Linked DNA regions of Mus musculus: region 2 is linked to region 1. Evidence: chromatin loops called from intact Hi-C (ENCODE). Cell type or tissue: heart. All regions are shown on one strand.

Region 1 (8,000 bases):
CCCCTTTCTTCTTCCTCTTTCTTATTTCTTGACTGGGTATGAGGAAAGCAGTTTTACTCTCCAGTGCTTTCTAAAACAACAAGGCCAAAGAATCACAGACTCAAACTCCAAAGCTGTGAGTCTAGACAACCCTTTTTTCTTTTCTAAATTGATCATCACAGATATTTGTTACAGTAGTGAAATGTGAGTGCTACACACTCTGCTCTTGATTTTACAAACTGATGAAGAAATACATTTTTATAAGTATTAGGGGGAAATTAAATGTTGCGTGTGGTGGAATTATATAGTGCCTACTTTAAAATTTAAAGGATAAAATATTAATGACACAATTAAATTACTCACAGATTATTTCCTTTATACTAATAATTAACCGGAGCTGTGAATTAACAATAAGACTTACACACAGTAATAAATTATTTTGTTTTTATGAGAACATTGAACTGGGGTCATTATTCATTGACTCTTCAGGAAGTACTATGACATACTTTCTAGCAGCATGAAAGCAGACATCAGATAACCATGACAACAGTGATGGCTATTAGATAATACCACCACCACCAGGGCTCTCGCAGGATTTACTGTGATGAATCCTGGCAAATGCCCCAGGTGGTAGAGGTCACTTTTATTTTCATTCCATAAACAGGGAAATGGAGCAGGGGAGATAAACTTTCCCCAGCATCACACAGGGAGTAAAGGACAGCTGTGACTTTGACCTGGGTCATCTGAAATCAGACTCTGGACTGTTCCCACTCTACTATATTTCATTCTCTGAAACAATGACGGGGGGAGGGAGGGAGGGAAAGAGGGAGAGGAGGAAGGAGAGAAAGAGGGAGATTAAGGGGGAGGGGAAGGGAAGGGAAAGGAAGGGAAGGGGAGAGGGAGGGGAGGGAAGGGGGAGAGGGAGGGGAGGGGAGGGGAGAGGGAGGGGAGGGGAGGGGAGGGGAGGGGAGGGGAGGGGGAGAGGGAGGGGAGGGGAGGGGAGGGGAGGGGGAGAGGGAGGGGAGGGGAGGGGAGGGGGAGAGGGAGGGGGAGGGGTAGAGGGAAAAGGGAAGGGAGAAGGAATGAATCATTGATTTTTTTTTCTCCTAGCTCCAGCACTGAAGCTGTAAAGAAGAGGAGCCACTCAGGCAGAATAAAACCAGGAGATAGTAAAAATCATTGACAATATTTTAGAGCATGTGCTTCACACCAGCTATTGCTGTAAGACCTCTGAGCATATTATTTCCATGCTTATAGCAACCCTAAGAGATGCCATTTACTACTTCATCCCACAGGCGCCACTGCATACTTGCTTGTGTCTCTGCAGGGAGTAAGCAAATGTGAACCCAGGGTCTCTGACTTCAGGGGTTTGGGCAGAATTACTTACATTTTGCCTCTTTCTTAAGCTGGCATTAGATGCACTTTGGGGAGACCTCTGGTTTCATGATACTGAAGGGCAGACAGGCAGGTTACAGAAAAATAAAGCGTCTGTGGATTGGTTGAAAATCAAGAGGGAGATCGAGAACTACTAAGACAAAATAGGTAGATTGATCCCATTAGGCACGAGGCAGAATTCTGGTGTGTAAAGATACTAGGCAGAGCTCTCTAACACACTTCCAGAAAGACAATGGGATAAAGAGGTGGGACTTTCCTAACAGCAGGAAGGGAAATATGGGGTTTGCTTTGTTAAAGGAAACAAAACAGAAGAGGACAAGTGGCTGTGTGCAATTCTAGAGATAAATCACAATGGGATGACTAGCAGGCACTCACTCTTGAGTGACACAGAGCAGGACAGTCAAGGGCAGAGACTTGTAGCATCTGCAGTCCATTTCAACACTGTGATCCAGAGGAAAGGGTGACTTCTGGACCAGTTTTTAAATCTTCAATAGCTCCTGCCCTATTTAATTTGGTGTGCATTAGACAAGTTATCAATGCTGCTGGGAAGAAAGGGTCCAATAATAGAACTTAATTTACTAGGATAGTTGAATTCCCATTCAAGGACAAGGATGAACTGCTGAGTGTTAAGAGACACCGTGAGGTTGGGTATCCATCAGTCATTCTAGATGTCACTTGCAGGACCTTGGCCTGGATCCAGTAAGGTTTACTAACACTCTGTGCAACGAAATGCTATTCCAAGCTGCTATGCACTGTAGCTAGTTTTTATTCTTATTCAGTTCAGTATTTTCTGAGTCAGGCACATTGTCTAGTTTGTGTCACACAGTCCAAGTTCCTTCTTAAATATTTCCTTGTTTTTCTAATTCCTTTATACATTGTCTCCATTCCCGTATCCCTCTACAACAGAAACTGTTATTTTAATGTACTTTCCTTTTCTTTGTGTAGGAGATGAGCATCATGGGTAGGTATGTGTTTGTTATAATTTGTGCTTAGGTTACTATTTCATAGTGCTATAATTGTTTCATTTTAAATCACTTGGTATTGTGTTTTAAACATGCATTTATTCCTAGTCCTTTGATTCCAACTGTGGCACAGTATTACATTGTGTGTTTCCAGCAGGGTGGATGTTGTACTGTAAATAATATATTACATGATTTTAAAAAGGCTGAATCTCCCAGTCTGTGGGCCCAGAAAAGCTTAGGTTGGGATTTCTCTGGAAGAGATTATCAGGCGAAAGACTGCTCACTTGTCACTATTTGGTTGCATGTTTCCTAGATGCTCATCAGAATGGTTATGTTTGCAATTCATGTGTTTGTGGACTATATACTTCTTAAGAGTTCTTACTTGTTTGTGGATCTGTACTAACTGGCTCAATACTAAGAAAATGTTTACTGTACGTTTGTTGAATAAATAAGTGGGATCGAGTAGATCAAGCCAATTAATGCAAAAGGAAATTAGCATGGTCAAATAGAAATGAGACCCATGCGGCTTAATTTACCTACACAGAGACTTTCAGTTTGCTAGTGAGGAAGAGAAAAAACACTATTCAAAAGTTGCCAGAGTTTCAGGACTCTGTGTCCTGTCTTTGAACTGCTGTTTCCTCAGAGGAGTGGAAGGGATTTCTATTATACTGAGTAAAAAGGACATGCTCTGTGGAGCTTCCCATAATTGTTCCAAGAGCAAACTGTACTTCCAATGCCACTTCTCCCAGAAGTCAACACTATTTCCTCTCTCACTCTACCTTCCGGTTAAAAAAAAAAAAAAAAAGAAAAAGAAAAGAAAGTTCCTGTTTGTGATGAACAGAGGTCGGGCTCTCCGTGGGAATATTCACAAAGAATTGACATCCTCTGCAGACAATGTCACCGTGTCATAGGGCACGTTTTACCTTCCACATTGGATCACCACGTGGAATGTGTGCAGGATGGGATATCCATCACTGGATGACAGACTTATGACAACACTGTGGATCAGCGCCAAACCAATTGGGAGATGCTCCTGGGTGGCTCCTACAATAAAATGACAGAGGGTTCTGGTCTGAAATCAAGGCGGCTGGGGCGAGAACGGGAGCATTGCAAAAACAATCCTAAAGTATTTCCAAACATAAGTCTAGGATCTAAAGGGAATCAGTGCATAACTACTTTGATTTTTCAATTTCTTATGCCTAAGAAAAATTAAATGAGGACAAAAGTGGTTAAATTCGCCACTTAGCATTATCTCCAATGTTTAAGCTTTACACCGTGCTTTTTTAAATCACATATAATATTGAGATTTTAAACTGTATAATTAAATGTCCTAGCATGGTTTCTGCCACAGTGATGAAAAGCAACTTTGGGAAGGTGGGTTCATTGGCTTACACTTCCACATTCCAGTCTGTCTTCAGCGGGAGTCTGCTGAGGAGCCCAAGGCAAGAACTCGGAGACAAGAGCTGAAGTAGCCTGAAGCTTGGAGGAACCCTGCGTACAGGTTTGTGTTCCTGTGGCTTGCTCAGCCATTTTTTTAAAACAACCCAGCACCACCTGCCCAGGTGGGCCACCTCACGTCAATCATTAATCAAGAAAACATCCTCCAGACCCAGGTACAGACCAATGTGATGGTCCTCAACTGCTGTCCCTCTTCCTAGATGAGTCTAGTTTGTGTCATTGACAAAAACTAATCAGCACACTTAGTCCCCAAAGTGTGATTGTTAAAACAGGAAGGGAAAAAATTAATAATAATAGCTTGAGATTCAGACAGAAAATTAGCACTAAGAAAGTGATGACTTTTGCATTGTTGTGAATACCTGATAGAAACAAATGGAGGGGCGGAAAATTGATTCTGAAATTCTAGTTCGTGTTAAGTCCACACACTTGTGCCAAATGTCACAGTAGTGGGAGTAAATGACAGAAGAGATTCTCCATGGAGGATAAGGAACAAGAGAAAAGGTACACAGGAAAGAGTTAGGAGAGATATAGTCCCAAGTATACACTTGGTGACCCACTTTCTCCTACTGAGATCCATGCCTTATCTTTCATTGCCTGTCAATAATGCTATTTATTATTATTATTATTATTATTATTATTATTATTATTATTATTATCCTATCAAGTGATTAATCTAGTGGTTAGGTCCAAGCTCTTTGATTGGATTTTCTCTGGAAATATCAGCAGAGACACATCCAGAGGTCTTCGTTGTGAGGAGCGGGTATGGTGGCAGTCCCAAGAAGGCGCCAGGGACTGCAGCTAAGTCTTATGACTTGCACCTGACTTCCTCATCTGAATATAAGCCACAACCATCATAAGAGCTGCGCAGGTGTACCAGGATACTGGCGAATCCATTTTGGTGGAGATATGCCCCTGCTGCCCTGATTAGCTGAAGCTGTGTACCTGGTGAGGTGACGTGGCCTGCTGTGAGTGGATGAGGGCTGAGAGTATATAAGAGTGAGAGGCCCGGGTTAGAGAGAGGATTATTATTACTGGGAGATATAAACAAAGAGAAAGAAGAGAGAGGAAGACTGGTTTGCTGAATAAACTGCTGTTAGAAGGACTGGTGGTCGTGTCGTTCTTGCTGGTCGAGAGCGGACGCGACACTTCATCACTTATCTTCGAATAAAATTAACTGACAGTTTTAGTTGATCATTGAACCTGAGCTCAACTTAGAACCTGGAGAACCATGTTCCAACATTGCTCTTGGTAAGAGGCTGGGTGATGGAAGGGAGTGTTTGAGTATCTTAAAGCAAGTGGAGTACGCTGGACAACACTAAAGTCTATTGTGAAGTTAGTAAAACCATGGAAATTTCATTAAATCTTATGAGTTTCCCCTCACAGGGGTTGGGTTAAGCTAAGTAGCGGAGTCAGAGAGTTACATTAGTTTTCAAATCACACCGCATCACCAGGAAACTTTGTAAAGAAGAGGACAGATTTTATTTTCCAATCAACTCAGCAGGTGGTATTTCCAAAATGAATATCATGGCACAGAGTAAAGGTTACGATAAACTTGGAGAATCCTCAGTGCAGTGGTGGATATGAGTTAGTCACAGATGAAAAATCCTAGTCTCTGCAACTTTTTCTCAATGAGACTTAGTTGAGTGTGTGATCAAACTAGCTGTTAAGAAGAAACACCTTAAATACATCCCCTGAAAATCCTCGTTTCTGAGGTTGCAGTTGGTCGCCACATTCGACATTAAATGGTGACACCAACATGTTAGTCCGTGATCCATTTGATTCATTTCTCCTCCTCAACATCAACTGCTTGCCTGGACCACTATTGTGACCCATGTTGTGCAGACGCACTAGATGGGCAAGAATAACACAAGGACTGGTTACCTGGTGTGTCAGTGACTCACTCTCCTGGAGAAAGAGTTTTCAGCACCCTTGTTAGATAGTGAAACTGTTGAAAAATCAATAAATGAAGTGCTAAGTCACTGCTAATGAATAAAACTGGAGTCTCACTAGCTTGATGCTTCTACAGTAATGGCGTATGTTTTTTTCCTAAACATACCTGACAAACTTTCCTCCAATAGTTACTTCTGTTAAAAAAGAATCTTCTTCTTTACAAAGTTTTCTGGTGAAGCAATGTGATTTGAAAACTAGTATAACTCTCTGACTCAGCTACTTAGCTTAACCCAACCCCTGTGAGGGGACACTCATAAGATTTAATCTTTTTTTTCTTTAAGTTTTATTGCATTATGATGAGAAAAGATGCATAATTTCAATTTATTGAATTTGTTAACATTTAAAAACATATTTTGAGTAAATAGACTTATCACATTTTTCTTTCCCTTTTGTACCCCAGAGATCCCCCTTTCAAAACCTGCAATACTTTTCATTTTTTATCATATTCTTTAAAATTTATAAAATATTGTAAAAATAAAAATGAGTGGTATAAAAGTTGTTTGATATAAAACAACAATCAATTGAAAAGTCTTATGTAGATGTTTATCTACAGAAATATTGAAAATACATACTTTTTTCTCAATATAAATTTTAAATAGCTTCAAATATATTAATTGTGTGATATTTTAAGATAATATATCACTATTCATTTTGTAATGAGCAAAAATAGATAAAGTCTTTTTGTTTGTTTTGTTTTTAGTAGAGCTTAAAATCTTGGCTCTTACTGTGGTACAAACACAAAATAAGAACAGTTTTTGGACATTGGAGTCCATTTTAATAAGGCTGTACTTGAATGTCCCTCACATCACCAAAGAATTTTACCTCCATCGTAGATAAGCTAAGAGGTGACAGTTCTGCTGCGCCAAGGAATGAATTGTAGGCACGATTTTTGGATACAGATTTCCTGATACAGTCAAAGCTACTTGACTTGGGTGATTGTCGTCATTCTCAGCCCACAGGGAACAGAATATATCCATTTAAGAAATGGTGTGTGTATTAAGATGGTTTATCCATGAAGTCATTCATCAACTGTTTCAATGAACAATGGTTCTGCTTGGCACAGACATTAGGTGTGGGTAAGATTCTGGTTCATTGGCTGTGATGATTTTGAAAAGCATTCATCTCAGAATAAGAGTAACTTATAAAGTCCTCTTATTCAAAATTGATACAATAATTATAAATATCAAGCAAAGCCTTCATTCTTTGTTGTTCTCTTACAAGCCACCTCCCAAATTAGCTGTCTACATTTCTTTTGGCTGTATAAATAATTTTGAAATATGTAAGGTGTTCTGAAAACCATAGTGTAGTGTAAAAACATCAAATAAACAATCCTACTAATAGAGAGGCTGAGACAGGAGAAGCATTCTTTCAAGACCATTATGTGCCACACAGCAAGACCCTGCCATGTACAAACAAGCAGAAAATGTATATGGATTGTACAATGTTGGGCCTATTTCTCCCATTACCAAAATAGAGAGAGACCACTGGATGATAGCCAACAAATTTCTAATTCCTCATATTTCTAAGTTTCAATCGATTGGGATATATTGGTAATATTAATTTCCATATTAAGAGATATTAAGGAAAAGTGATTGTTACTTCCTGTTAATTTTCTTGTTGAGGTAAAATTATGCTTGCATGGGTTTGTTGAAAGATTACTTTCTTGCTTCTTCTAGGGTGTAGTTTCACTCCTTGTGTTGGTGTTTTCCATCTATTATCCTTTGTAGGGCTATATTTGTGGAAAGATTTGTGCAAATTTGGTTTTGTCATGGAATATCTTGTCTCCATCTATGGTGATTGAAAGTCTTGTTGCATATAGTAGTCTGGGCTGGCATTTGTGTTCTCTTAAGATCTATATGACATCTGCCCAGGATCTTCTAGCTTTCATAGTCTCTGGTGAAAAGTCTGGTGTAATTCTAATAGGTCTGCCTTTGCATGTTACTTGACCTTCTCCCCTTATTGCTTTTAAAATTCTTTGTTTAGTTCATTTCGTGTTTTGATTATTATGTGACAGGAGGAATTTCTTTTTGGGTTGAGTCTATTTGGAGTTCTATAGGCTTCTTGTATGTTCATGGGCATCTCTTATTTAGGTTATGGAAGTTTTCTTCTATAATTTTATTCAAGATATTTACTGGCCCTTTAAGTTGGGAATCTTCACTCTCTTCCATACCTATTATCCTTAGGTTTGGTCTTCTCATTGTGTCCTGGATTTCCTGGATGCTTTGGGTTAAGAGCTTTTTGCTTTTTGAGTTTTCT
Region 2 (8,000 bases), 72 kb before region 1:
TGACTGGAATCTTGGCTATAAAACAGTGGGTTTTTTTGGGGGGGTTTTGGGGGGGGCAGGGGGATAGTCTAGTGTTTTCCTGTTGTCGATTTGAGGACCATAACAAATAAAAGTTTTACCAGTTTATTTAAAAAAATCAAATAAATAAAATAGGGATTATGTATGGCCTCTTTTTTAAAAATTTTTTTTGGTTGTGACATTGAGAATCAGACCCATGGCCTTGAGTATGCCACTTAAAGATGCCCCCAACCTCCACCCAACAAACACACAGAGCTATGTCCCAAGCACTGGTGTTTTAAAAGTTGTTTTATATATATTTGCATTTTAAAAGTTTTAATTGAAATTTTGGCCCAAATTATGTTAAGTTTTGTAAACTTAAAAAAAATCCATAATAACATTACATCCTAGTTCGATATTTTGTGGTGATTTTCTTTGTGTTGTGTGTCTATTCTATGAATACGATCTTACTTTGCAGCCCTGGCTGGTCTCAAATGCATGATTCTTCTGCTTTTTAAGGTAGCTCGAATTACAGGTGAGAGGCATCACACCCACATTAAACTATTTTTTGAGTATTTGTATTCCTTTTACAAGTTTATAAAATTCAAATGTTTAAAAGCTGATTAACATACACAACCCTGTCAGGGATGGTTGCTTGACCTTGGCAATAACAGCATCAAGGCAATGCTTGCTTGGGAGATCTCCAAACTCATGTAGTCATAGCTTCCAAGACCTCTAGAGCTGTGAAAGTAGTTGGTGACTTTATTTCATGGATTCATTGAGTAGGCTCAATTATACTATATTCATAAACTCTCTGGCCCTCACTAAACATGTTCCTATAAACTTACTTTATAAAGTTGTAGCTGGTTAAAATCAGGTGCTCCCATAAGTGAGCTAATGTATTTTTTTGGTAGGATTGTTTATATCTGTATTTCTGATTAGTATCCAATTTAAAAATAACTATGTCATAAGTATTTTGATAATATCATATATTTGTTCTTCAACAGAATATAGAATAGTGACTTTAATAAATTACCTAAAATTTTTCTGTTTCACTTCCTTCTCATACATTCAACAATAAAAAATATTCAAGCGGTTGTTAAAATGAATCACTATAAAAATCAAAGTTCCTGGTGGTGTGTATGTTTGTGCATGTGTGTGTTGGTGCAAATTTTTAATCCCAGCACTTGGGAGGTAGAAGTAGGTGGATCTCTGAGTTAAAGGGCAGCCCGGTCTACAGAGCAAGTTCTAAGAAAGCCAGGGCTATGCAGAGAAATCCTATCTTGAAAAACAAAACAAAAAGCAAAACTCAACCCAAAAGTCCTTTAGTAAATATACAATGAGATAATGTCCAGCATGCACACACAAACAGGCACAAAACTACTGGCATTCAAAGTGTAGATTTTTAATATTTTTAAAGCTATTCCAGCCAGGCATGTTAGGAAGTCCACCTTTGAAATACCAGCATTTAGGAAGCAGAGGCAGTAGAATAATGAATTTGTGGCCAACATAGTAAAATCTACCTTAAAAAGCTAAAATAAGGGCTGGGGTGTATTTAAGTTGGTGGAGAGCACAAAACCCAACCCCAGCACTCAAAGGTAGATGCTAGAGGATCATGGGTATCTTTGGCTACAAAATTATTCTGAGGCTAGTCTAAGCAATACAGAGAACTGTTTCAAAAGAGGGGGAAGGGAGATTAAATAACACTAAACAAAAAAACAGAAAATGCTTTCCCCATTAAAGCATAGAAACTTAAACTAGGGCCACTTCTTCAACTGTAAGAACAATCTAAATACAGTCAAGCTAAAGGCAATGACTTGTTTAAGCCAGATCACAGGAGAAATGGCATTTTGCTCAAATAGAAGTCTGCAATATCAGAGAAATCAGGCTGGTCTCTGGCTATGGAATTGCATTCAGAAAGGGAAAGCGGGTCCTTCCCTCAGGATGTGCACTGACTCACAGTGGATGCTTTCTGCCTTTGGGAAGTGAAGTGATCACATGACTCCACTGCCCTGCGTGAGTATATAGAAGGTAAAGTGGCTCAGTGTAACTGATATGAAGTCAGCAGGACTTTATCTTCTATAGAAATATAAGGCAGCAGCAGCAGGCAGGATGAAAAAGAAAAGTCTTCAGATGAAGGAACATCACACACTCATAAACCTAAACATCTTCCAACCATAGCTGTATTTACGTGAAATTCTAGAAAAATTCAATTAATTTTATGTAGGAATTTTAATTTGATCTAACAAAACCATTTACTTTTCCCATGATTTATGTAAGGATTTCAACTCTTTTAGTTATTAACTTAATAACCTATGAAGTGCTTTCTTTGCTGCAATAATAATTAAGAAATGGAAGAATTTTTTGCATTTGTGCCCATCGGATTATCAACTATCTACCTCCTTGAGAACCCCTCTTTGTTCCAGGGGTTGGTACAATTGGAATACATTTTCTTTTGATATTTCTTGGGGTTTGGAGATACAGTTGTGTTTAACTGATTGTCTTAGTCAGGGTTTCTATTCCTGCACAAACATCATGACCAAGAAGCAATTTGGGGAGGAAAGGGTTTATTCAGCTTACATTTCCACATTGCTGTTCATCACTGAAGGAAGTCAGGACTGGAACTCAAGCAGGGCAGTAAGCAGGTGCTGATGCTGAGGCCATGGAGTGTTCTTTATTGGCTTGCTTCCCCTGGCTTGTTCATCCTGCTCTCTTATAGAACCCAAGACTACCAGCCCAGGGACAGTACCACCCACAAGGGGTCCTTCCCTGCTTGACCACTAATTGAGAAAATGCCCTACAGCTGGATCTCATGGAGGCATTTCCCCAACTGAAGCTCCTTCCTCTGTGATAACTCCAGCCTGTGTCAAGTTGACAGAAAACTAGCCAGTACACTGATCATCTGTTCAATGGAATAAAAAGTACCTCTAAACATTTAGGATAATGTTTTGTAGTCAGTCATTATACTCCTTAAATACCATGTAGGAGATACAAAATACATGAGAGAGATGAAAGAGTAGAATAGGAGGCTAGTGGTAAACCAGTTTGACCCTGATAGACACTGGCCAACCTGAGCAACTTATAAAAATTCCATACAAAAGAAATTGTTTCTCTGTGCATGTACAAATAGCTCCAAAGGAGCTTCCTAATGAAAATAAACTTCCTCCTGCCAATTTAGCGCCCCTAAATAGCTGTTTGCCAGGCCCATGACTCTGCTCTGTCCACCTACTTTTCCCACCAGGATATATGAATGACATCCCATGCTCCCAGAGAACACATGTCCAGTACGGTTCCCATGGTCTGCCTCACCTATTGTTCAAAACACAATAAGCTGGCAGGGAAGTGTGTCGTGATGCACTGATTTCAAATTTTCTAGGGTGGGGGCTGTCACTCATCTGAAAACTTGAACTGTTAGTAACTATCACAGATGTCCAGGTGTCTTTCACTCTTTCCTTCAGGTAAGAGCCAGATAGAGTTTTCTTCTAACTAGGAAAACTGAACAGGCTTGCTTCGTGTGTTAAGGTGCTGAAAAGAAAATCACCTCTGCTTTCATGTAGTGAAAAGATATTTAGAGAGCTTGACACTCTGACATGTTTCCGTTTCTATAAAATGCTGAAAACAAAACAAAATACAATGACCTTGCTTTTCAGAGGATCCGTGGGGGGAAAACCTAAGCTTCCATAGGGAGGGAGACTGTTAGCAGACTCCAGGGTTATCTTGTAAACAGGAAACAACTTTGTGAAGTGTGTGTGTGTGTGTGTGTGTGTGTGTGTGTGTGTGTGTATGTGTGTGTGTGTGTGTCTGGCTCCTTCTCTCTGTGTCTGTGTGTGTATGCATGCCTTTGTGTGTTTCTCTGTCTGTGTGTCTCTGCATCTCTGTCTCTGTCTCTCTGTCTTTTTTTTTCTCTCTGTGTTGTGTGTCATATGTGTCTCTGTTTTTCTATCTCCTCTTTCGCTCTCTGTGTGTCTGTGTCTCTGTGTCTTTGTGTGTTTCTCTGTGTCTATGTGTCTCTGCCTCTATGTTGATCTCTGACTTTCTGTCTCTCTGTCTCTCTGTCTCTCTCTTTGTGTATGTGTGTCTCTGTCTCTCTGTCTTCTTCCCTTTTGTTCTGTGTGCCCCTGTCTGTTTGTTTTTGTGTGTTTCTCTGTGTGTCTGTGTATCTGTGTCTTTATCTGTGTCTGTCTGTCTGTCTCTCTGTGTAATGCTATAATTTCTATGCTTATGATTAAGGAACTATTATAAAACAAATAAATGAAGAAATAACAACAAAACACCCCTCATCTAACTAGTGAGATTTTAGTTGATATTTGTAGGATTTTTATATTTGGACACTAAACTAAGGAAATATAGATAAAACAAGCTCAAAAGTTCACTACAGAGCAAAGCTTTTATCTGTATTTTATCTAAACTAAATGATTAGTAAGCCAACGAACAAGAGGCATCTTCCCTTATCTCTTCCAGATCTCTTATAATAATACAGAATAAGATGGTCCATAAATTTAAAAGAAGTCAACATGCTGAAGGAGGCAGGTTCCTATGTGCACATATATAGCAAGAAAAAAAAATTCTCTGCTGAAAAAGAAGTGTCAGTAATTTTCTAAAACTGGTACTTGACACATTATAAAAGTTAGTAATTAAAACATCATGCAGGGTCCATGGCTCAATGGCTCAGTGGTTGAAGCTGCTTGTTGCTAATCCTAATTACTGAATTTCCTTGAACCCCCATGCTGGGGAGAGAGAAATGATTTCTACAAGTTACCTTCTGACCTCTACATGTGCATCATAGTGTACACACACACACACAGTAAATAAACAAATAAATAAATACATGAATAAATGAATGTAAAAAAAAGTTTAAACACTGTGACAAGTCATAGGAGTCCACCTATTCCGTTTGAAAATAGACCAGGAATCTGAAACCCAAATATAAAAGTGCTTAGACAGTGGGGTTCATATAAAGCATTTCATAATAGTTACTTCTCTAAGAATGTCTTCATAGTAACATTTCTAATTATTTGCTAGCTATAGAAAATGATACTTCATGTAAAATAAATTTGAGAAGGGAAATACTAAAGTGCTTTAAATTTCTACTGCTTCTCAATTAAAGTTACATATTATTTCTGTTAGTTTGAATAACCAAAGTTGTAATTTCTTAATGATTGACTTTTCAGGTTTTATTTTTTAAGAAAAAGATTATTTTTATGAATATGTGTTTTGTCCACATATATGTATATGTGTGCCTAGTGCCATCAGAGGTCAGAAGAGGGCATTGAATCCTCTGGAATTTGAATTTTAATTCAATTTAAAGATGGCTGTGAGGTGCCATGTAGGTGTAGGGACTCAATTCCCAGGCCTTTCCAAAAGCAACAAGTACTCTTAACCCCTCAGCCAACTTTTCATGCAAACAGGTTTTGTTTTTTGTTTTTTTTAATGGTTTTTCAAGACAGGGTTTCTCTGTGTAGCCCTGGCTGTCCTGGAGCTCACTCTGTAGACCAGGCTGGCCTTGAACTCAGAAATCTGCCTGCTTCTGCCTCCCGCGTGCTGGGATTAAAGGCGTGCACCACCACGCCCAGCGCAAACAGTTTTATAATAAAATTAGCACGTATCTTATTTCACATAAATGATCTAGATAGCCAAACAGGGGATTACATAGTAAAAGTATTCTACATTATATTTAACAAATTCAAGGGAAAACAGGCTTTAATACTTGACCAACTGATTCATCAAACACTAATTTACAGAAGGAAAACTGTTTAAAGCACGTGCACATAAATTAGATGGTTGGACATCACCGTGTTAAGCAAAGGCCTAAGAGAAGATCAGCAGTACAGCTCAGCAAAGCTGGGGAAGGGCAGGCCACGGAATTCGCTTTGGAAGACAAGTTCCGCACTAGGTTGACTTTTACTACTGAACCATTAATCATTTTCCCCCCTCACTTTCAAAAATGGCTTTAATCACAATATAAGAAGTGTCAAGCTGGGTGTGGTAGCTCACGCCTGTAATACCATCATGTAGGAAGCAGAGACTCGGGGTCAAGAGTTCAAGGTCAGCCTCAACCCTCTATCAAGTTTGAGACTAGCCTGGGCTACATAACATTATCTCAATCAGTCAACTAAAACCCCCATCCCCAAATTTGCAGTTATGCAGGTATTTGGCATGGGAAATGTGGAACTTAAGTAGAGAACAGTTCATACTGATGTAAGAGCATTCTCATTGAAGAACTGTGATTTATTTCCTTACCAGTTTCCTGTCCACATCATAGACACTGTGAGTCATTGTTTCTCCAGCCGGGCTCTTTCCCCTTCGATGAATAACCTTTCCAGTATAAATCCAATTGACCTTCTCACTTTATGTCTTTCTTCCTTCCCCTTTTGTCCGCTAACTTGAATTCCTTAATGTATTTATTTAGAGTCTGTGGGTCATCCTGAATATGACTTGCAGACCATTTGGGAAACAGTTTTGGATAATATGACAACATCACCGGTTAGTGGTTCACACACAGAGAGTGTGTTTGATGGTGCCTGATAACCAGAGATTTAAAGAACCAAATGATGGTTATGGAAACCAGTCCTGGTATTAGTATGCTACTGCTCAAAACTCATCTCTAACACTTACTGATTGTGTGGTTTGGGGGAAGTTAAGAGAACTTTCTAAGCTTTTATTTTCTTTTCTGGAAAAAGGACGCAATGCAGAGATAGTCTAAACTACATTTATAGGTGAGAGACATAAAGCCTTTTAGGAAACTAAGCATTAGGGCCAAAGGCCGGGGGAGAAAATTATTGGAATAGGAAGACAGCAATGGCGATTTTTTTCCATGATATTCTTCCTGAGCAACAAGTTGCAGGGAGGGTCTATTTTTAAAACGCTATTTCACAGAAATGATGATAATACAGTTATATATTTAAAGAGATCTAAACCCCTCTGTTTCTGTCCTGTTGGGACTCCTTCCTGGGAAGACAGACACAGGACTGTTGTTAGCTTCGGTGGACTGCTGACATTTTGAAACAAATGGAGGTTTCAGCACTGTAATTATATCTACTAAGTGTTTGAGAAAGAGGAAAATTTAGGTTTGGTCCATTATAAATGTGTTATATTTATACTTTTTACATGCATCTCTGTTTTCTTAGAAAACATTTCTGCTATGTAACCCATGCTGGTCACAAACATTCACCCCTCCCTCCTCTGCTATCACATGCTGGGATTACAGGTGTGTGACATGGTACCCACGCAGATGCATTGCTAATGTCTTTGTATGTTAGTGTGTATATCAGAAAAAAGAATCATTAGCTAGTGAAAAAAATGTATAATAGAGATGGAAAATCTATTTTATTATGTCTGCTTAATATAACTATCTGTATTTCCATTCTTAAGAATATCTTCACTGAAAAGCTTGAAATATTTTGTTTTGAAATTCAAAACCCAAAGACAATATCTATGTATGAATGTATATACATATACATGCCGTCAATTTACCACATTTTCTTATCTCTAATATCCAACAATAGCTTCATGTTTGTCACATACCAAATGGTGAGCATCATTTTACATTTTAAGTCATTTTTCTCTGTTAAGAAAAATCACACAGGATTTCTTTTTAGTATAAAAATAAAGGTGAAAAAACTGAGAAATAATTGCTAGCATTCTTAGTTTCCTCATCTAATATGCCTATATATTTTATACAAACTGCATGCAAATATATAGAGCATTTCATGTTTCTTTGGCAATCCCTTGCCTGTAGGACTGTGGAACACTTTGGTATTTGGTATTTGAGCACTTGGTCTCCAGCTAATGGTGTTGTTTGAGAAGGTTCTGGAACCTATGGGAATGGAGCCTTGCCAGGAGAAGTAGTCCTCTAGGAAGGGTTTTGAGTTTTTAGAGCCTCCCCTTACTTCTGTTAGCTTTCCCAGTTTTTTTGCTTGGGTTTGGAAATGTGAATTCTCAACTTCTTGCTCCTGCCCCTGAGGCCTGCCACTTGCTGGCAGACTTCCCTGTTATGAGGTCCT

The links. Hi-C counts contacts between places; a loop is a spot of excess contacts. Peaks named below come from ENCODE experiments on the same cell type or tissue, not always from the same donor. Only the 100,000 strongest peaks of a DNase experiment are listed, where the experiment ranks them.
Region 2: a loop joins it to region 1, with 9 times the contacts of the local background. A loop is called at or near these places in 7 of 42 quality-filtered maps.

The regions. Positions count from the first base shown.
Region 1 is chr10:56,751,728-56,759,727 of GRCm38, forward strand. No RefSeq gene overlaps it. Among named protein-coding and RNA genes, the nearest start is that of Gm36769, 180 kb to the right of the region's middle. In heart, no CTCF peak of the experiment used is centred here; a DNase peak (open chromatin) is centred at 3,294.
Region 2 is chr10:56,679,826-56,687,825 of GRCm38, forward strand. No RefSeq gene overlaps it. Among named protein-coding and RNA genes, the nearest start is that of Gm36769, 250 kb to the right of the region's middle. In heart, no CTCF peak of the experiment used is centred here; a DNase peak (open chromatin) is centred at 3,226.